Regions from separate parts of the Homo sapiens genome. Here region 1 is linked to region 2. The links are chromatin loops, found by intact Hi-C in ENCODE. Cell type or tissue: ovary. All regions are shown on one strand. Each heading gives the region's core, and the rest is flanking DNA. Links, peaks and the distances in the headings are about the cores only.

The links. A loop is a pair of places that touch in the nucleus more often than their neighbours do. Peaks named below come from ENCODE experiments on the same cell type or tissue, not always from the same donor. Only the 100,000 strongest peaks of a DNase experiment are listed, where the experiment ranks them.
Region 1: a loop joins it to region 2, with 2.9 times the contacts of the local background. A loop is called at or near these places in 4 of 110 quality-filtered maps.

Annotation. Positions count from the first base shown.
Region 1 is chr16:31,195,170-31,198,083 of GRCh38, reverse strand. No RefSeq gene overlaps it. Among named protein-coding and RNA genes, the nearest start is that of PYCARD-AS1, 5.3 kb to the left of the region's middle. In ovary, for the core only: no CTCF peak of the experiment used is centred there; a DNase peak (open chromatin) is centred at 1,551.
Region 2 is chr16:31,513,152-31,516,065 of GRCh38, reverse strand. No RefSeq gene overlaps it. Among named protein-coding and RNA genes, the nearest start is that of RUSF1-DT, 6.1 kb to the right of the region's middle. In ovary, for the core only: no CTCF peak of the experiment used is centred there; no DNase peak of the experiment used is centred there.

The sequences.
Region 1 (2,914 bases), core at 193-2,692, 320 kb after region 2:
TGCACTCCAGCTTGGGCCACAGAGCAAGACCCTGTCTCAAAAAAATAAAACAGGGGGGTGAGAGAGGGAGAAAGATGAAAGTTTTGTACAAAGTTCCCCTTCAGAAATAATTTGACTCTGCCAAACTCTAGAACGTTACTCTGAGAGGTGTTGAACCAACAGCATCATTATCACCAGAAAGCCTGTCAGAAATGCTTTGCGGGGAGGGCAGGGGGACAGTCTTGTTCTGTTTCCCAGGCCTGCGGGCTGGAGTGCAGTGGTGGGAACACAGCTCACTGCAGCCTCAACCTCTCCAGCTGGGACCACAGGTACATGCCACCACACTTTTTTTTTTTTGAGATGGAGTCTCATTCTGTCACCCAGGCTTGAGTGCAGTTGCATGATCTCAGCTCACTGCAACCTCCACCTCCCAGGTTCAAGCAATTCTCCTGCCTCAGCCTCCCAAGTAGCTGGGATTACAGGTGCATGCCACCACACCTGCCTAAATTTTGTACTTTTAGTAGAGGTGGGCTTTCACCATGTTGGCCAAGCTGCCCACCTTGGCCTCCCGAAGTGCTGGGATTACAGGTGTGAGCCACCGCGCCCAATTTTTTAAAATTCTGGTAGACAAAATGTTGCTGTTACCCAGGTTAGTCTCAACTCCTGGGCTCAAGTGATCCTCCCACCTCGGCCTCCCAAAGTGCTGGGATTACAGGAATGAGCCACCGCACCTGGCCTGAAATGCGTATCTTGAGCCCCACCTGGACCTACTGAGCTAGAATCCATATGTTGACAAATTATAAAGTTCAATTTATAAATTAAGCACAGGAGATTATTATACTGTACTGAAACTGTGTAAGATGAAACCATAGGTAAGGGAGGATTCCTCTGTATATATATATATTTTTTTTAATCTGTGTGTGTGTGTGTATATATATAGGTATAGATAGATAGATAGATAGATTATCCCCCTCAAGTTATAGAGGATGTGGTTCTAGCCATCTCAGACTGACAGGTTTGCGCACCCCTGCCCACAAGAGTAGGGATTTGCCTTGTTTCCTCCTCAAGGGCACAATAAACAGGATGGGTCAACTTTCCCTCAAACTCTGGAAAATCAAAACCAAAAAACAAGCACAACAAGCCTAGGTCTCCTTTTATTTATTTACTTATTTTTTTGAGAGTCTCGCACTGTCGCCCAGGCCAGGGGGCAATGGCACGATCTTGGGTCACTGCAACCTCCACCTCCCGGTTTCAAGCGATTCTCCTGCCTCAGCCTCTCGAGTAGCTGGAATTACAGGTGCCTGCCACCAGGCCTGGCTAATTTTTTGTATTTTTAGTAGAGACAGGGTTCACTATGTTGGCCAGGCTGGTCTCAAACTCCTGACCTCGTGATCTGCCTACTTCAGCCTCCCAAAGTGTTGGGATTACAGGCACAAGCCATCGCACCCAGCTGCCAGGTCCCCATTCTTAAGAACACTGCACTCAGTAGTGACAAAGAATCGGTGTGATTGTGCAACACCCCTCGGCGTGATGAGCACAGGCAGGATGTCACCTGGGAAACTCGGTTCCTGCCCACTTCATCCGGCCCTCGACTGCCCTTGCTTGGACCCTGCTTGCTCAAACACTTTGTCGTTGGCTCCAGAGTCCAGCATCAGCACTCTCACAGGGACAGCACATCCACCATCTTCAGCCCAACCATCCAAGCTTTCCTCTGCCTCTTGCCGCTAACATGGGTGGCCCTCAATTGTTTTCCAGGTAAGAGTCTCTACTGCCCCAATATTTAGGGCTAAAGCCACAATCCAAGGAGCTGACAGCATTAACCACCAACAGAAAGCAGTATTTCTTCCAGCTCCAAACTCCTGCTCATAAACTACATTCTCCAAGTCTGTTCCTGCCTCAAAGATACTGGGAATTTTAGACTCAATGGTCTCCAAAATTTCTTAGAATACCTTGAGATTGAGGATCTAATACTTCGTTTTTTGAGACAGAGTCTCACTTCATTGCCCAGGCTAGAGTGCAGCGGCGCGATCTCGGCTCACCGCAACCTCCGCCTCCTGGGTTCAAGCGATTCTCCTGCCTCAACCTCCCGAGCAGCTGGGACTGCAGGCACCTGCCACCACGCCCAGCTAATTTTTGTATTTTTAGTAGAGTCGGAGTTTCACCATGTTAGCCAGGCTGGTCTCAAACTCCTGGCCTCAGGTGAGGATCCAATATTTCTACAACAAAAAATCCTGGTCAGATGTGCTGGCACAACCCACTTGACAATACTTTCTCAGCTTGTATATGCCAGCGCCACTGAAGATTGTATTTGCATAAGAAGGTGAACACAATTGTAGAAATATTCTTCTAAGTCAAATTATTTCAAAATAGCCAGGTGCAGTAGCACACCTGTAGTCCCAGTCATTCAGGAGCCCGAGGCGGAAGGATCGCTGGGGCCCACTGAGACCAGCCTGGCCAACATGGAGAAACCCCATCTCTACTAAAAATACAAGAGTTAGCTGGGCATGGTGGTGCACACCTGTAATCCCAGCTACCTGGGAGGCTAAGGCAGGAGAATCACTTGAATCTGGAAGGCAGAGGTTGCAGTGAGCCAAGATCCTACCACTGCACTCCAGCCTGGGTGGCAGGGCAAGACTCTGTCTCCAAAAAAGAAAAAAGAAATCTGTACGTCAGAGATGTCTGCACTCCCACCCAATGCAGCGTTATTCACACTAGCCAAGATATGCAAGCAACCCAAGTGCCCAATTAACGGATGGATTTTTAAATGTGGTATGTAGACACAACAGAATGCTATTCAGCTTTTTAAAAGGAAACCGTTATTTGTAACATGGGTGAATCGATAAATCTAGAAGACATTATGCTAAAATAAGCCACAGAAAGACTGCATGAACTTATACACGGAATCTAGAAAGTCAAACTCGGAAACTGAAAGTAG
Region 2 (2,914 bases), core at 100-2,599:
TGCCCTGGTTGGTCTCGAACTCCTGACCTCAAGAGAGCCACCCACCTCGGCCTCCCAAAGTGCAGGGATTATGGGCCTGAGCCACCATGCCTGGCCCCAAAAATCTGTTTTTGTTAATCTTTCTTGTCTAAGATCTCCTTACCCGTAAAATGGGAATAATGGGTTTTTTAAAGTTTTGTAGTTTAATTTGGAAATTAATTCACTAGTTGTTCTGTCAATTCCACAAGTCAGAACATTGTCAGGATGAGTGGAAGCATTTCTACAATTCCTTCATGCCTGTGATAATGTATAAGATATAGCTGATTAAATTATCTTATTCTTTTTCAAAAGTATTAAATATAAAGCTTTAACCTGCTCTGGACATACAAAGTACCTAATGGAGACTGTGATGTGTGGTGACAGGAAACATCTGGTCTCTGAGAATGATGAAAAGACCATGAAGTCAGGGGATGAGCGGTCAAGGTATCTTGATGACCTTAGGTTTTCATATTAGAACAAAAATCATGGACTTCAGTAGTTTTCTTAAGTAAATTATTTGATAATATTTACTCTGCCTTGAAAAACGTCCTAAAGCCATTCTTCGGCTCAATACTCATCTTAGTAACACTTAATTCAGTGAATAATTTTCCGTACCTTGAGTTTTCCTTTTACATAATAGACTTGTGTTTTAATATATCTAACAATTCTGACATTGAAATAATTTTTTTTTTTTGAGATGGAGTCTGGCTGTGTCACCCAGGCTGGAGTGCAGTGGCATGATCTCGGCTCACTGCAGCCTCTGCCTCCCAGGTCACGTGATTCTCCTGCCTCAGCCTCCCAAGTAGCTGGGCCCACAGGCATGCGTACCACCACATCCAGCCAATTTCTGTATTTTTATTAGAGACGGAGTTTCACCATGTTGGCCAGGCTGGTCTCAAACTCCTGACCTCAGGTGGTGATCCACCTGCCTCGATCACCCGAAGTGCAGGGATTACAGACATGAGCCACCATACCCGGCCTCCCCATCTCTATTTTTTAAAAAATAAAAATTTATTCTTTCCACAAATGGGTATTTGGACCCTACCTTGTGCCAGGCACTGACACAAAGCCCTGGAAATAGATTAGTGTTCCTGGATCTTATGATCGTTAGGGGAAGAGACAGGATGAGTGGCAGGGGTGAGGTTCAAGAGATCAGGCAGGGCCGGATCTGCAGAGTTTTGTTTGCTCTGACAAAAAGTTCGGGTTTTATTTTCAAGTATGAAGAAAAGCCATTGAAGGGTTTGGAGGAGAATGTTGCAATCTCCTTCCATAAAAGTAATGATAAGCCACTGTGAGGTGTTTTTGTTGTTGTTGTTTTTGAGACAGAGTCTCGTTCTGTCACCCAGGCTGGAGTGCAGTGGGACAATTTCGGCTCACTGCAACCTCTGCCCCCCAGGTTCAAGTGATTCTCCTGCCTCAGTCTTCCAAGTAGCTGGGATTACAGGCTAGTGCCACCACGCCTGGCTAATTTTTATATTTTCAATAGAGATGGGGTTTTACCATGTTGGCCAGGCTGGTCTCAAACTCCTGACCTCAAGTGATCCACTCACCTCAGCCTCCCAAAGTGCTGGGATTACAGGCATGAGCCACTGTGCCCAGCCCACTGAGAGGCTGTAAACCAGAGAGTTGGAAGCTGTGTGGAGAGTGACTACAGGAGGCAGGATTGGAAGGGGCGAAATCAACTAGGGGAAAGTCAAGGGGCTGAGAGCTTGGAGTATTCTGCCCCATGCTTGATATACCGGTGATCTTTGAACAACACGGGTTTGAACTGGGCAGGTCCACTTATAATGTAGATTTCTTTCAACCAAATATAGATCAAAAATATAGTAATGGCTGGAAGTGGTAGCATGCACCTGTAATTCTAGCTACTCAGGCAGTGAGATGGTAGGATCACTTGAGCCCAGGAGGTCAAGGCTGCAGTGAGCCATGGTCACACCCCTGCACCCAGCCTGGTGACAGAGTGAAACTATCTCCAAAAAGAGGAAAGGAAGAAGGGAGGAAGGGAGGAAGGGAGGGAGGAAGGAAGGGAAAAAGAAGGGAAGGAGGAAAGGAAGGAAGGGAGGGAGGCAGGAAAGGAAAAGAAGGAAGGGAGGGAGAGAGGGGAGAACAGAGCAAGAAGAAAAGAAAGGATACCAACATTTTTTCTTATTCAGTTAAATAATAAAAGGAAAAGGAAAGAAAATACAGCAGGCCGGGCGCAGTGGCTCATGCCTATAATCCCAGCACTTTGGGAGGCCGAGGCGAGTGGATCATGTGGGGTCAGGACTTCGAGACCAGCCTGGCCAACATGGTGAAACTCCGTCTCTACTAAAAATACAAAAATTAGCCAGACATGGTGGCACATGCCCGTAATCCCAGCTACTTGGGAGGCTGAGGTAGGAGAATCACTTGAACTCAGGAGGCGGAGGTTGCAGTGAGCTGAGATTGTGCCACTGCACTCCAGCCTGGGCAACAAGAGCGAAACTCCATCTAAAAAAAAAAAAAAAAGCAAATACAGTAACAGAGGGTTGCAAAAGCCACATATATGCAGAGCCAACTGCAAGACGAGTGTGTGCAGGTTTGCGTATACTCCAGGGTCCTGGAACCAATTCCCCAACTATAACAAGAGACAGTTGCACTATCAAATGACAGGATTTAGGCGCAGGCTTTCAAGAGACCTCATGAGAGAGAAATGTTACAGGCCGAAAGAATGAGGGTCATGATCAACTCAGTATACCACTGGAGGCTGTATGAGTAAACCACAAACTGTTTCTCATAAATGCAGAATGTTGGCAGACTGACAAACTGCGTCTGCCACCCAGAAGGAATGCTGAGGGCAGTCATGCCCCAAGCACAGTGTTTCTTGCGATTAGGTACATCTGAAGCCTGTTAATAATATTATGAACCTGTTATCAGT